Linked DNA regions of Homo sapiens: regions 1 and 2 are each linked to region 3. The links are chromatin loops, found by intact Hi-C in ENCODE. Cell type or tissue: natural killer cell. All regions are shown on one strand. Region 1 overlaps TNFSF14 (TNF superfamily member 14). Region 2 overlaps INSR (insulin receptor). Region 3 overlaps VAV1 (vav guanine nucleotide exchange factor 1).

Region 1 (5,000 bases), 140 kb after region 3:
CCAAACATGGGGTAAAGTTGATTTGCCTGATATTCAGGAAGAAGGGGTGAGGGGTGGGTATTTATGCTTTTGATTCAGAAGAAAGTGGGGCTTGGGATTCCAGGGACTTGGCTGGGGGTGGGAAACTTCATCCACTTCCCTACTCTCATCATGAGTACGGACAGGGTGGGCGGGAGACTGATCATCGGGACTCATCATGAAGAGCCCAGCCCCACCCCACATACTCAGATCCCACCCACAGACTGGTGGCCACACCTCAGCCTGGTCACAAAGAGTTACACTCAGATACATGAGCACGGCAGCGTGCTCATAACTGTTTAACAACCAGCTGTCCTGGGAGGGGGACAGCTTTGTAATGTTTGCCAATTTCCATGGTGTAAATGCTACCACCATGGCTGATTTCATCACTGCCAAGCATAGACATCCCTAATAGGACACCACGGATCTGTCCCCGGCATCCGGCCCAGGGCCTGGCACAAAGCATGCTCTAGGGAAATGCTTGCTGATTGAAAGGAAGGAAGAATGACTCTACAGTCACACCTATGGCATCCCACAAAATCTGTCACATGGCTGCATAATCTCAGCCACTCTTTCACAACTATAGACTCATACACGCGAAGTGCCAGATTCATGCACAACCACACAATCACATGGAAGTCACAGACGGCATCACAGACAGTCACAGCACTGTGTGTATGTTATAACACAAGCACACAAAACTCAGACAGCATCCCAGCTACACAGCCACTCCCAGAGGTGTCACCGTCACACTTGGTAATTAATACTCATTACATTAGACACAGACAGACCAAGTTATAGTCAGACCTGGTTACACACATACACACACACAATATCACCATGACAAATACACATTACACACACACAACATCACAATGACAAACACACATTACACACACAACATCACGATGACAAACACACATTACACACACAACATCACGATGACAAACACACATTACACACACATCACAATGACAAACACAACATTACACACACACAACATCACAATGACACACACATCACACACACATCACAATGACAAACACACAACATTACACACATATACACACAGCCTGAGGGCCCTCCCCAGCCCAGACTAACACATCTCGGGGTGAGGACCAGACCTTGTTCATAACCCTGGGCCTCTTAACCACTGATCTTTGAAATAAATGGCAAATAGTTGTACCTGGATCTGTCTAGTTCTTAGGGGAACAAACTGAAGAAGGGTGGAGAGGAATTGTCAGGCCTAAAGAGCCCCACAGGGAAAGGGAGGAGTCGGATGGGGGGCAACCATCAGCAACAAGTGGTGGCTCCTAGAGGCAGAGGGATGGAGGTAATGACCCATGGAGGTCATTCTACAGATGAGGAACCTGGACCCAGTTGGCTCAAGTCCATGCAGGAAATGTGGGGGAAACCAGAGACCTCACGTCTGGATCTGGCTTCCTCTCCAATCCACAATTCCTGAGGAAGTAGAGGCTACATCCCGCAAGACGCCCTTATTAGACACATCCAGGACAGAATGACAATCCGCCAAGCCAGCTGGAAGCATAAAACACAGGGAGCTGGTGGGTTGGGTGGGGGCAGATAATGATATGCATACAAATTAGAGGGTCTATGCAAATGAGCATTGCTGCAGTGTGGCTGGAGGGAATCCTTAGTTCCTAGGATTCTAGGATATGGGTTTCGACCCCAGAGGTGAATGTATTGTTATTATTGTTTTGTTGTTGTTGTGAATGACAAGTCAAAATTTGTGGGTTATTGTTGTTATCGCCAATAGTATTCTTGTCATTGTTGCACAGTACAGAGATGAAGGAAACAGATTTTGCAATCAGATGATCCTGGGTTCTGAGTCCACTCTGCCACTCACCAGCTATATGACCTCCAGCAATTTCCATCACCTCTCAATGCTTCAGTTTCCCCATCGGCAAGATGGTTGTGGGGGGAGAGGAACAACAGTACAGATTCACCATCCCAAATTCAAAATGCTCCAAAATCTAGGCCGGGCGTGGTGGCTCATACCTGTAATCCCAGCACTTTGGGAGGTCAAAGTGGACGGATAACCTGAGGTCAGGAGCTCCAGACCAGCCTGGCCAACATGGCGAAACCCCATCTCTACTAAAAATACAAAAAATTACCTGGGTGTGGTGGGGGGCACCTGTAACCCCAGCTACTCGGGAGGCTGAGGCAGGAACCCTGGAGGTTGAGGTTGCAGTGAGCTGAGATCACACCACTGCACTCCAGCCTGGGTGACAGAGCAAGGCTCCCATCTCAAAAAACAAAAAAACATGCTCCAAAATCTGAAACTCTTTGAGCCCCAGTGTGATGCCACAAGTGGGAAATTCCACAACTCATCACATGTGATAGATTGCAGTGGAAATGCAGGCACACACCACGAAGTTTACTCAGCATCCTCAAAGGAAATCCCCGTCAGTAGCTATATATCATTTTCTCACATGCCAGATAGGTATCTCTCATCTTTTACTGTTAGGTACTTCTGTGTTGAATAGGTGGAGGAAAATGATTGCTGGTTAGTAGTATATAAATTCAGAGTCAGGAAGGATGGTGATGTCGGCTGGGTGCAGTGGCTCATGCCTGTAATTCCAATGTGATACCCTACCTTGTGTTTAACGTGATTGACTCTCCCTTAGCTGAGAGGGCCAGGCAGACTCTATTTTGGCTTCTTCGCTTGCAGTCTCTCACCCACCCCCCTTCCTCAAGGACTTAAGCTGACTCCCAGCACATCCAAGAATGCGATTACTGATAAGATACTGTGACAAGCTATATCCACAATTCCCAGGAATTCGTCCGGTTGATAGCACCCAAAGCCCCCGCGTCTATCACCTTGTGATAGATTTAAAGCCCCTGCACCTGGAACTGTTTGTTTTTCTGTTACCATTTATCTTTTTCACTTTCTTGCCTGTTTTGCTTCTGTAAAATTGCTTCAGCTCGGCTCCCTCTTCCCCTTCTAAACCAAGGTATAAAAAGAAACCTAGCCCCTTCTTTGGGGTGGAGAGAATTTTGAGCGCTAGCCGTCTCTCAGTCGCCGGCTAATAAAGGACTCCTGAATTAGTCTAAGAGTGTGGCATTTCTCTATAACTCACTCAGTTACAACATTTGGAGGCCACAGCGAGATCCGCCACCGGGTGAAATCTGGACCCGTTCCGGGCTCCCCTGGACAGACGGCGAGCTTATAGGGGAGGCGCCACCTAAAGACGTTCCAGGGACGTGTAGGCCACCGTCTTCCAGAGGGGAACGGATCGGCTGCCGGTGTCCTCAACCAAATTCAACTCCTGAGTCCTCAGTGTCTGGTCCCGGGAAGGTAAGTCAGATTTGACTCTGTTTCTCTGGGAGGGAGGTGGCCCTGATGAGGGCGTCCCTCTGACTCTGTCCATATTCCAGGACGCTGGAGGACAGAGTCCTGGTTTCTGTCTGACTCTGTTTCTCTGGGAGGGAAGCGGCTCTGATGAGGGCATCCCTCTGACTCTGTCCAAATTCCAGGATGCTGGAGGACAGAGTCCTGGTTTCTGTCAGGCATCTCTGTAAGACTAGTCTCTTTCTTTCTCTCTCTCTCTATCTCTTCTCCTCTCGTTGAGGTCTCAAGGAGACCTCTGTTTTAAAACGGGTATTGAAGAATTGTAATAAACTCTGTGTGAGTGAGTGAGTGAATGTGGAGGTCAAGGGCTCGCGCTTGAATTTTCAGTTTGTAGCTCCACGGCAAAAGCTACAGAGTTCGAGTGGGCCCTCACCTGTGGTTCCGTGGTGACCTCATAAGGCTTAGGGCAGCATTGAGCATAGCTGGATCTGAACGGGCGTTTATACCGGCCTGCCAAAGCTAAGAGGAGCCTGAGTCCTCACAAGGGGAGTGGCCAGGCGGGCATCTGACTGATCCCATCACGGGACCCCCACCCCTTGTCTGTCTATAAAAATTGTCATAATTGTCTATATACCCTAGTGTCTATTGTCCTGTTTAGTGTCTATTGTCCTGTTTGGTGTCTGTCTAAATTTCATGGGTCAGGTCACCCATATTGCCCAAGACGACTGGGCAAGGACTTCTTCAAAGTCCTTTAGTGCAGATTTTCTATTACAGGGGGTCTCAGGCGTGTCTCTTCGGGTTGCCAGGCCCAGGGGCCACTCCTCCGCCAGTTTACAAACGAAACAGCCTCCTTCCCCCACAGCAGGGGCTCCCCAACCCACGGATGAGGAGTGGGAGGTGACGGTGCTGGACCCTCTCCCCCAGGGACCCCCGCTCCTGCGCCTTCAGGCGTCAAAGACCCTGACTTCCCCGACTACCGGCGCGTCCGCACCCGGCTCAGAACGCAGGGGCCCGGACTGCTGCGGTGACCTTGGTCCCGGGCCCGGGCTTCTGAGCTGGGCTTGCAGCGCCTGACGGGGCCTGGAGGCGGGGCGGGGGGACTGCGGAGTAGTCCTGGCGACCCAGCGCTGCCCAGCACGGCTCCTCCCAGCCTGAGAAGATCCGAGTGGCCCCTTTTCCTCCTCATCCCCATCCCTTACCCCGCACATCTACCTCTGTTCTTCCGATACTGCAGCCCTCTAGGCCGTGAATTTCTCTGTCCGTGCTGGGTTTTATATTTCTGCTTAAACCTTGTTAATTGCCTCCAGAATGGGAAACTCTTCTTCCCAGCCCTGTAGAGATTGGAGCCCTCTCCAACGCATGTTACAAAATTTCTCGGCCGGGCGCGGTGACTCACGCCTGTCATCCCAGCACTTTGGGAGGCCGAGGTGGGTGAATCACGAGGTCAGGAGATCGAGACCATCCTGGCTAACACAGGGAAACCCCGTCTCTACTAAAAATACAAAACAATTAGCCGGGCGTGGTGGCAGGTGCCTGTAGTCCCAGCTACTCGGGAGGCTGAGGCAGGAGAATGGTGTGAACCCAGGAGGCGGAGGTTGCAGTGAGCCGAGATCGCTCCACTGCACTCCAGCCTGGGTGACAGAGCGAGACTCCGTCTCAAAAAAAAAAA
Region 2 (5,000 bases), 380 kb before region 3:
GTTTGTGTTAGGCCATTGATGACGCCTCTTTTGAATGAAAGGGCTGACCCTCTGAAGTGGCTCCAGCCCAGGAAACAAGCCCCTTCCTCTTGTGTGTGTGTTTCCTTGCCAGAGTGCTGGAACTCCGTGGGTCCTGGATCATTGTTGTCTGCCTTGTATATTGCTTCCTTCAATTGAATTTCAGCCCTCAGGTTCCCACAGACAGATCAGTGTTAATGATGTTGATAATTATGATAATTATAGATACCCTCTGTAGTTAATTTCTATCAAGCCTAAAAATGTCTCTATCAAAGAATCTGATGTGTTACTGACGTCATCCTGTTTATTTCTTGCAACAGCCTTAAGAAGGAAGGAAGGGACTCTTATTAACAATCCCCCCTCCCTTTTTTTTTTTTTTTTTTTTTTTGAGATAGAGTCTCGCTCTGTCACCTAGGCTGGAGTTCAGTGGCACAATCTTGACTCACTGCAAACTCCTCTTGCGTTCAAGCGATTCTACTGCCTCAGCCTCCCGAGTAGCTGGGATTATAGGCAAGCACCACCACACCCGACTAATTTTTGTATTTTTAGTAGAGACGGGTTTCACCATGTTGGTCAGGCTGGTCGTCTTGAACTCCTGACCTCAAGTGGTCCACCCACCTCAGCCTCTCAAAGTGCTGGGATTACAAGCATCAGCCACTGTGCTTAGCCCTATTAGAACTTCCTAATATTCTTGTTTTTTTTTTTTTTTTGGACGGAGTCTCACTCTGTCAGCCAGCCTGGAGTGCAGTGGATCTCAGCTCACTGCAACCTCCACCTCCCAGGTTCAAGTGATTCTTGTGCCTCAGCCTTCTGAGTAGCTGAGTAGCTGGGATTACAGGCGCCCACCACCACGCCCAGCTAATTTCTGTATTTTTAGTAGAGTCGGGGTTTTACCATGTTGGCCAGGCTGGTCTTGAACTCCTGACCTCAAATAATCCACCCACCTCAGCCTCCCAAAGTGCTGGGATTATAGGTGTGAGCCCCCGCGCCCAGCCCCAAGATAATTTTCAAGAGTGATCCATGCCATAAGGAAAATGTAATGAGATAATGTGTTAGCTTATGAATGGAGCAGGAAGGGCGACTTCTGCTGGGGAAGTCAGGGAAGATCTGTGTAAGGACCTGAAGGATGCAAAGGAGCAAGTCACAAGGGGACAAGGGACCAGGGTGCTCCACCCAGAACAGCTTGTGCAAGGTCCTAAGGTAGGGCTGAGCCTGGGTGTGTGTGGGTGGGAGGTGCAGAAAGGAGGCCAGCCTGGGAGAAGAATTTAGCAAGACTGGCAGGGATTAGACCCCCCAAGGCCTGTAGGGAGTTGGCTTTTATTCTGTATGCCTGAACTGTCTCGTCTGGGAGACGGTAGTCATCTGTGGCTAGTAAACATTGGAATTGTGTCAGGCACAGTGGCTCATACTTGTAATCTCAGCACTTTGGGAGGCTGAGGTGGGAGGATCGCTTGAGCCAGGAGTTCGAGACCAGCCTGGGCAACATAGTGAGACCCCATTTCTACAAAAAATTAAACACTTAGCTGGGCGTGGTGGCGCATGTCCATTATTCCAGCTACCCAAGAGGCCGAGGTGGGAGGATCACCTGAGCCCAGGAGATTGAGGCTGCAGTGAACTGTCACTGTGTCACTGTACCCCAGAACCTAAGTGACAGAGCCAGACCCCATCACACACCCAAAAAAGAAATCGTTACACATTTTATCCATATGACAAAATATCACAAGTACCCCATAAATGTGTAAAATATTCTGTATCAATGTAAAACTTTTTAAAAATTTTAAACTGAAATTAAAATGAAATGCAGTTAAAAGTTTTGTTCCTTGGTAAAAATTGGAGCCCTGGTACACTGTTGGTGGGAATGTAAAATACTGCAGCTAGGCTGGGCACAGTGGCTCACACCTGTAATTCCAGTACTTTGGGGGGCCAGGGTGAGTGGATCACTTGAGGTCAGGAGTTCGAGACCAGCCTGGCCAACACGGTGAAACCCCGTCTCTACTAAAAATACAAAAAAATTAGCGGGGTGTGGTGGTGGGCACCTGTAATCCCAGCTACTCGAGGCTGAGGCAGGAGAATTCCTTGAACCCAGGAGGTGGAGGTTGCAGTGAGCCGAGATCGAGTCACTGCACTCCAGCCTGAGTGACAGAGTGAGACTCCATCTCAAAATAAATTTTTTAAAAAAGAATAAATCCTATATTATTCCACTTATATGAGGTTCCTAGAGTCATCAGAGTCACAGAGACAGAAAGTAAAATGGGATGTCGGGCGCAGTGGCTCACACCTGTAATCCCTGCACTTTGGGAGGCTGAGGCAGGAGGATCACGAGGTTAGGAGTTCAAGACCAGCCCGGCCAACATGGTGAAACCCCATCTCTACTAAAAATACAAAAATTAGCTGGGTGTGGTGGTGGGCGTCTGTAATCCCAGCTACTCTGGAGGCTGAGGCAGGAGAATCACTTGAACCCGGGAGGCAGAGGTTACAGTGAGCTGAGATCGCGCCACTGCACCCCAGCCTGGGCAACAAAGCAAGACTCCATCTCAAAAAATAAAAATAAAAAAAAAGAAAAGAAAAAGAAAGTAAAATGGCAGGTGCCAGGAGTTGGGGAGGAGGATGAGTGTGACTGTTTCATGGGGGCAGAGTTTCAGTTTGGTTAAGGTGAGAAAGTTCTGGAGATGGGTGGTGGTGATGGTTGCATAGCCACATAAAAGTATTTAATACCACTGAACTATACATTTAAACATGATTACAATGGTGAATTTTATGCTATGTGTATTTTACCACAATTAAAAAAAAAATTGGATTTCCTAGTTGCACTAAGCACATTCAGAAGCCACAGGGGAGAAGTGGCTACTATGTTGGATGGCCCAGATAGAGAACATTTCCGTCATCGCAGAAATTTCGACCAGATGGTGCTGTTCATATATGGATGTAGCTTCTGGGGCCACTTCTGTTCCCTGAGTTTGGCCGGTGGGATCCACTGTGCTGAGAATCACAGTCTGGGGATTTGGGGTGAAGAACACTCCCCAACTTTCTTTCTTATTTTTTGTTTTGTTTCATTTTTTGTTTTGAGACAGAGTCTCCCTCTGTCACCAAGGCTGGAGTGCAGTGGCATGATCTCGGCTCCCTGCAACCTCCCCTCCCAGGTTCAAGCGATTCTCCTGCCTCAGCCTCCTGAGTAGCTGGGATTACAGACGCCCACCACCACACCCGGCTAATTGTTTGTATCATCAGTAGAGATGGGGTTTCACCATGTTGGCCAGGCTGGTCTGAAACTCCTGACCTCAGGTGATCCGCCCACCTTGGCCTCCCAAAGTGCTAGGATTACAGGCATGAGCCACCACAACCAGCCTTTTTTTTTTCCTTCCTTCCTTCCTTTTCTCTCTCTCTTTGTCTCTCTCTCTCTTTTTTTTTTTTTTTTTTGACAGAATTTTGCACTTGTTGCCCAGGCTGGAGTATAGTGGCACGATCATGGCTCACTGCAGCCTCCACCTCCCAGATTCAAGTGATTCTCGTGCCTCAGCCTCCTGAGCAGCTGGGATTACAGGCATGCACCAGCACACCTAGCTAATTTTTGTATTTTTAGTAGAGACAGGGTTTCACCATGTTGACCAGGCTGGTCTCAAACTCCTGACCTCAGGTGATCCACCCGCCTCGACCTCCCAAATTGCTAGGATTACAGGCGTGAGCCACCACACCGAGCCACATTTGCATGTTTAAGTAACTAACATGTCTCCTCCATTAGACCTTGTGCTCCCAAAGGCAGGATCTGCAGCCACTTTTTTCCCCACAGTGGCCACAGTATCTAGATTAGTGCAAGCAAATGTCTGTTGAAGCAATCAGTGGTTTGGGGGCAAGTTACTTAACCTCCCTGTACCTCAGTTTCCCCATTTGTAAAACAAAAAAATAAAGGAGCTAACAGTGTATCTACTTCACATGTGGGGTGCAGCAGCATGCTGGAGTTGGCTTGCTGGAGCCAGTGGTGAAATTTTCAGGCAATTTGTGAGCCATTTGTTAAACATAGATATTCATAAAAATTACATAAACCTACAGTTAAACAAATTACATTAAAAACAAAAGTTTTTAAATTAACAAAGCTTTTTAAAAGTAACAAATACTCAAAACTCACCACCTCCTAATATCATACGATGTTTTCCTATTATTTGTGCTGTTGAGGTTATTTACTACTTTTGTGTCAATAGTAGATACATTTTGTGTATACTTATAAATACTACTTAGAGGAATGCTACTGTGTATCTTTTGTCAGCTTATGTTTAGTAACTTCATGTTGGTGGCCTGAAATCCACCACTGGTAGGAATATTTACACCATGGAAATCGGCAAATGCTATATAAATCTGGGCCTCCCTGGGCCCCTCCCTCAGGCAGCTGTTAAACATTTACAAGCTCACCAATGGTTTGGAGGCTTAAACCAGTTAATAGATGTGTCTGACATGTGGGTAATGATGTAGACGTGCCGCTTTTACTGTTAGTGTTTGGTTGGCTTTCACTGTCTGATCCAGAATTGCTGCATATGCAGACAGGAATTGGACAAAGCCATTTATTTATTTATTTATTTATTTATTTATTTATTTATTTATTTCCCTCTCTCTCTCTCTCTCTCTCCAGTTTGCCCGACCATCTGTAAGTCACACGGCTGCACCGCCGAAGGCCTCTGTTGCCACAGCGAGTGCCTGGGCAACTGTTCTCAGCCCGACGACCCCACCAAGTGCGTGGCCTGCCGCAACTTCTACCTGGACGGCAGGTGTGTGGAGACCTGCCCGCCCCCGTACTACCACTTCCAGGACTGGCGCTGTGTGAACTTCAGCTTCTGCCAGGACCTGCACCACAAATGCAAGAACTCGCGGAGGCAGGGCTGCCACCAGTACGTCATTCACAACAACAAGTGCATCCCTGAGTGTCCCTCCGGGTACACGATGAATTCCAGCAAGTGAGTTCTGGATGTGGGTCTGGGGGGCAGCCGAGAGGA
Region 3 (5,000 bases):
TCATCTCTACTAAAAATACAAAAGTTAGTCAGGCGTGGTGGCACGCGCCTGTAATCCCAGCTACTCAGAAGGGTGAGGCAGGAGAATTGCTTGAACCTGGGAGGCAGAGGTTGCAATGAGCTGAGATTGCACTACTGCACTCCAGCCTGGGCGACAGAGCAAGACTCTGTCTCTAAATAAATAAATAAATAAATATAAATAGGACCGCCAAACTGCCCTGAGCTGCTACTCTCAGCCTGTGGGGTAGCCCTGCAAGAGCAGTCATGGAGCTGTAACACTGCCACGGCAATAAAGCTGTTTTCGTCTACCCTACCACTGGAATCACCCTTGAATTCTTTCCTTAGCCTGTGAGGCTTCTTGGGTGAAACCAAGAAGCCTCACAGGCTAAGCCCCACTTTGGGGCTTGCCTGCCGTGCGTCACATTCTCTGGATTTGGACACATGTATGATGATGGGTATCCACTATTATAGTGTCATAGAGAGTATTTTCACTGCCGTGGAAAGCTTCCATGCTCTGCCTATCCATACCCCCTTTCCACTAACCTCTGACAACTACTGATCTTTTTACTGCTTCTACAGTTTTGCCTTTTCTGAAACATCACATAGCTGGTATCATATAGTATGTAGCCTTTTGGGACTGGCTTCTTTCACTTAGTAATATGCATTTGGGGTTCCTGCGTGTCTCTTCATGGCTTGAGAGCTCATCTCATCTCTCTTCAGTGCTGAATAATATTCCATTGTCTGCGCTGGGAGCAGTGGCTCACACCTGTAATCTCAGCACTTTGGGAGGCCGACGTGGCTGGATCACCTGAGGTCAGGAGTTTGAGGCCAGCCTGGCCAACATGGTGAAATCCCATCTCTACTAAAAATACAAAAATTAGCCAGGTGTGGTGGCAGGTGCCAGTAAACCCAGCTACTCAGGAGGCTGAGGCAGGAGAACAGCTTGGACCTGGGAAGCAGAGGTTGCAGTGAGCCGAGACCACACCATTGCACTCTAGCCTGGACAACAAGGGCAAAAGTCCATCTCTAATAATAATAATAATATTCCATTGTCTGGATGCACCACAGCTTATTTATCCATACGAGGAAGTAGGTGGAACTTGACTCTGGAGGTGGGGCTCAGACAACGGACCAAATTGAGGACTAGCTAAAACAGGGCTGGAGCAGAAGCACCTTTCCATAAGACATGCCCACCAGTGTGCCATGGCAGTTTGCCATTGTGATGGTAACACCAGCAGCTACTACTCCTTTCCCAAGGCAATGACCCGACAACCCAGAAGTTACCACCCTTTTCCTAGAAATTTGCATAATCTGCCCTTTAATTTGCATATAATTAAAGTGGGTACAAAGATGACTGCAACCCTGATTACTCCGGGCTCACAGCCTGTGGGGTAGCCCTGCTCTGCGAGGAGCAGGACTTCTGCAACTGCCGCTATGCACTTTCACTTCAGTAAAAGCTACTGTCTAACACCTCCAGCTCGCCCTGGAATTCTTTCCTGGGCAAAACAAAGAACCGTCCCAGGCTGAGCCCCAATTTAGGGCTTGCCTTGCCCTACATCGCATTCATCTACCGAAGGACAATTTGTTGCCTCCCAGTTTCAGCAATCATGAATAAAGCCGCTACAAAGACTTGAGTGTAAGTTTTTGTGTGGACATAAATGTTCAACTCCTTTGGGTAAATAGAGGACCTCAATACCTAGTACCATGTCTGACACATAGTAGATGCTCAATAAAATCTGTCGAATGAATAAATCTCCCTTTGACAGAGGAAACAACTGAGGCTCAGAGAGGGGATACTGCCCATCCCGGACCACACAGATAGGAATGGAGAACCAGATACCAGCACTGGATCCCAAAGTCTGTGCCTCTAACCTCTGTACAACACTGCCTCTTTGAACCACACTAAGCTGCTCCTGGTGCCTCTTAGAGAGTGGCATAATGAGGGCGCTCATGGGCAGGCAGATCACCAGAGACAATAGAGCAGATGGCTGTGTCTGTGGCTCGAGGGAGGAAGTTCCCTCCTGACCTCAGGGAGATCAGCTGAACCCGGAGACAGCTTCCTTCCAGTCATGTGATGCCTCAAAGAGGGGAAAGGGGGCATGATTCATCCCCTCTCCGGGCTGCGGTGGGGCCAGCTAAAGAAAGGGGCTCCATCAGACAGCAGCAGTGACTGCAGTTAGACCACCAGAAAGGACTTCCTGGTCGCCTGAAGAGTGTGAGAAAGTGGCAAAGGACAGGAGGTCCTTTATTTTTTTTAATTTTATTATTATTATACTTTAAATTTTAGGGTACATGTGCACAACGTGCAGGTTTGTTACATATGTATACATGTGTCATGTTGGTGTGCTGCACCCATTAACTCCTCATTTAGCATTAGGTATATCTCCTAATGTTATCCCTCCCCACTTCCCCGACCCCACAACAGTCCCCTGTGTGTGATGTTCCCCTTCCTGTGCCCATGTGTTCTCATTGTTCAATTCCCACCTATAAGTGAGAACATGCGGTGTTTGGTTTTTTGTCCTTGCTATAGTTTGCTGAGAATGATGGTCCTTTAAACAAACGTAGGAGAGGCATTATGAGGACGGTTCCTCCCTGCTGGGGGCAACCCCCCTCAGTGCCCCTCTTCCTTCCTCCAGGAAGAGGCGGGCACCCACTGTGCTGGCATCGTGCCCATATGCAAATCAGCACCCAGGCGCACTGCGGTGAACCCTGAGGTTCATTCTTCCCCATTTGCCAGCCAGCCTCCCATCAACAAAACCCCTGCCCAAGATGAAGAAAGAGCCAGAAAGGTCGGCTGGCTTTCCACGCTCCTTCGGGGAAGCAGTGTGCAGGGACAGAGGCCTCTGGGGTCTGGGAGAAGGGGACCCAGAGCCAAGCACGACGGCAGCAATCAACTCCCCACCCCCACCCCAGCACCAGGGAGCCGGCCGGAAACCGGAAATGCCTGTTACCAGGGCTTGGTTGGGGAGATAGAAAAAAGGGTGGGTGGAGGGGCCCTTTGCGTTCAACCCATCAGCCCCTTCATCAGGCAACCTCAAGCTCCCGAGGGTTCCCAGAGAGGGCGGGTGTGCTGTGCACCCTTTCAAAGCTCCGAAGCAGGGGTGCAGAGTGTGCACGCCTCATCCTAGCCCTCAAACCCTTCTGTGAGGAAGCCCGTCTCTCTTCTGCCCCATCCCCTACCACCCCAGCACACACTCCACTTTTCAGCACCGGTGGGAGGGTCAGGCAGATCTGGTTCGACTCCCAGACCAGCCCGGCAAGTTGAGGGAGCTTGGATGGGATCATTTTGCTTTCCGTTGATTCAATTGACTCATCTGTACGTCGGGAATGAAAATACTTGACCCAATGTTTGCGGTAGAGCCTGGTGTGAAACCCAGCACCCCAGACCCGGTCATGCATTAATTCAGCAAGCATGTGTGGAATGCCTACTGTATGCCAAGCACCAGAACCTAATGGTGATCAAGACAAACAGAGCTCTGCCCTTACAGGGCTTATGTAATCCAGCCAGGAGACAAACACTAAGCAGTCAGCAAGGTGAATAATTGATGATGAGGGTGGTGAGAGGGTGTGCCGGGAAGCACAGAGAGCTATGGGACCTGGTTAAATGCAGGAGGCACCTGGTAAGGCTTTGGGGTGGTACAGGAGAGAATGGTGCCATGCAGGCGACAAAGAGATGGTGAGCGGCTGGGTGCGGTGGCTCACGCCTGTAATCCCAGCACTTTGGGAGGCTGAGGCGGGCGGATCACTTGAGGTCAGGGGTTCAAGACCAGCCTGGGCAACATGGTGAAACCCCGACTGCACACACACACACACACAAAAATTTGCCAGGCGTGGTGACAGGCGCCTGTAATCCCAGCTACTCTGGAGGCTGAGGCAGGAGAATCGCTTGAACCCAGGAGGCGGAGGTGGCAGTGAGCCGAGATCACGCCACTGCACAGCCTGGGCAACAGACCGAGGATGTCTCAAAAAAACAAAAAACAAAACAAAACAAAAAAAAGAAGCTGGGTGTGGTGGCTCATGCCTGTAATCCCAGCACTTTGGGACGCTGAGGTGGGTTGATCACTTGAGGTCAGGAGTTTGAGACGCGCCTGGCCAACATATAGTGAAACCTGTCTCTGCTAAAAATACAAAATTAGCTGGGTGTGGTGGAACACGCCTGTAGTCCCAGCTACTTGGAAAGCAGAGGAAGGAGAATCGCTTGAACCCAGGAGGCAGAGGTTGCAGTGAGCCGAGATCATGCCACTGCACTCCAGCCTGGGCAACAGAGCAAGACCCCATCTCAAAAAAAAAAAATGAGACAGATAGTGAAGCAAAGAAGAGAAGCATGCTGAGCAGCTGGCAGGAACATCACATGGCAGATCCACTTTGGAAAAGTTGGTACGTTTTCCTTGTTATTACTATTATTTTTTTACCTTGCAATTCCAGCACAAAGGAAGAAAAGTTGGTACATTTTCTTCTTATTAAAAAAAAAAATTAAGAAACAGAGCCTCACTATGTCGGTCAGGTTGGTCTCAAACTCCTAGGCTCCAGCAATCCTCCCGCCTCAGTTCCCCAAAGTGCTGGAATGACAGGCATGAGCCGCCGTGACTGGCCTGGTAAGTTTTCTTAAAACATTAAGCATGCACCTATCATACGATATATTCCATTACCAGGCATTTACTCAAGAGAAATGAAAGCACATGTCCATACAAAGACTTGTACAGAATGTTCATAGCAGCTTGATTCTGTTTTCTTTTCTTTCCTTTTTTTTTTTTTTTTTTTTTTGAGACAGTCTCAGTCTGTCACCCAGGCTGGAGTGCAGCCTGGCCCAATCACAGCTCACTGCAGTCTCAAATTCCTGGGCTCAAGCAATCCTCCTGCCTCAGCCTTCCAAAGAGTTAGGACTACAGGCATGTGCCACCATATCCAGCTAGCAACTTGATTCATGATAGCCAAAAGTGCCATCAGTAATTCAAACCTCAACCAAGGGGAACATCACACACTGGGGCCTGTCGGGGGCTG

What was found. Hi-C counts contacts between places; a loop is a spot of excess contacts. Peaks named below come from ENCODE experiments on the same cell type or tissue, not always from the same donor. Only the 100,000 strongest peaks of a DNase experiment are listed, where the experiment ranks them.
Region 1: a loop joins it to region 3, with 2.7 times the contacts of the local background. A loop is called at or near these places in 2 of 110 quality-filtered maps.
Region 2: it touches region 3 in a loop (8-fold over the local background); 2 of 110 quality-filtered maps call a loop at or near these places.

What each region holds. Positions count from the first base shown.
Region 1 is chr19:6,659,346-6,664,345 of GRCh38, reverse strand. It overlaps TNFSF14 (TNF superfamily member 14), which reads left to right. Exons shown (of 4, transcript NM_001376887.1): 4 at 1-3,093. Among named protein-coding and RNA genes, the nearest start is that of TNFSF14, 8.3 kb to the left of the region's middle. In natural killer cell, no CTCF peak of the experiment used is centred here; DNase peaks (open chromatin) are centred at 585 and 2,395; H3K27ac peaks cover 3,213 bases.
Region 2 is chr19:7,184,277-7,189,276 of GRCh38, reverse strand. INSR (insulin receptor) reads left to right here. Exons shown (of 22, transcript NM_000208.4): 3 at 4,640-4,961. Among named protein-coding and RNA genes, the nearest start is that of INSR, 110 kb to the left of the region's middle. In natural killer cell, no CTCF peak of the experiment used is centred here; a DNase peak (open chromatin) is centred at 2,666; H3K27ac peaks cover 851 bases.
Region 3 is chr19:6,799,608-6,804,607 of GRCh38, reverse strand. All of the region lies in intron 1 of VAV1 (vav guanine nucleotide exchange factor 1), which reads right to left. Among named protein-coding and RNA genes, the nearest start is that of VAV1, 29 kb to the right of the region's middle. RefSeq lists enhancers at 1,414-1,633, 2,516-2,585, 2,376-2,896. In natural killer cell, no CTCF peak of the experiment used is centred here; DNase peaks (open chromatin) are centred at 2,037, 2,657, 2,967, 3,517 and 1 weaker place; H3K4me3 peaks cover 2,061 bases; H3K27ac peaks cover 3,928 bases.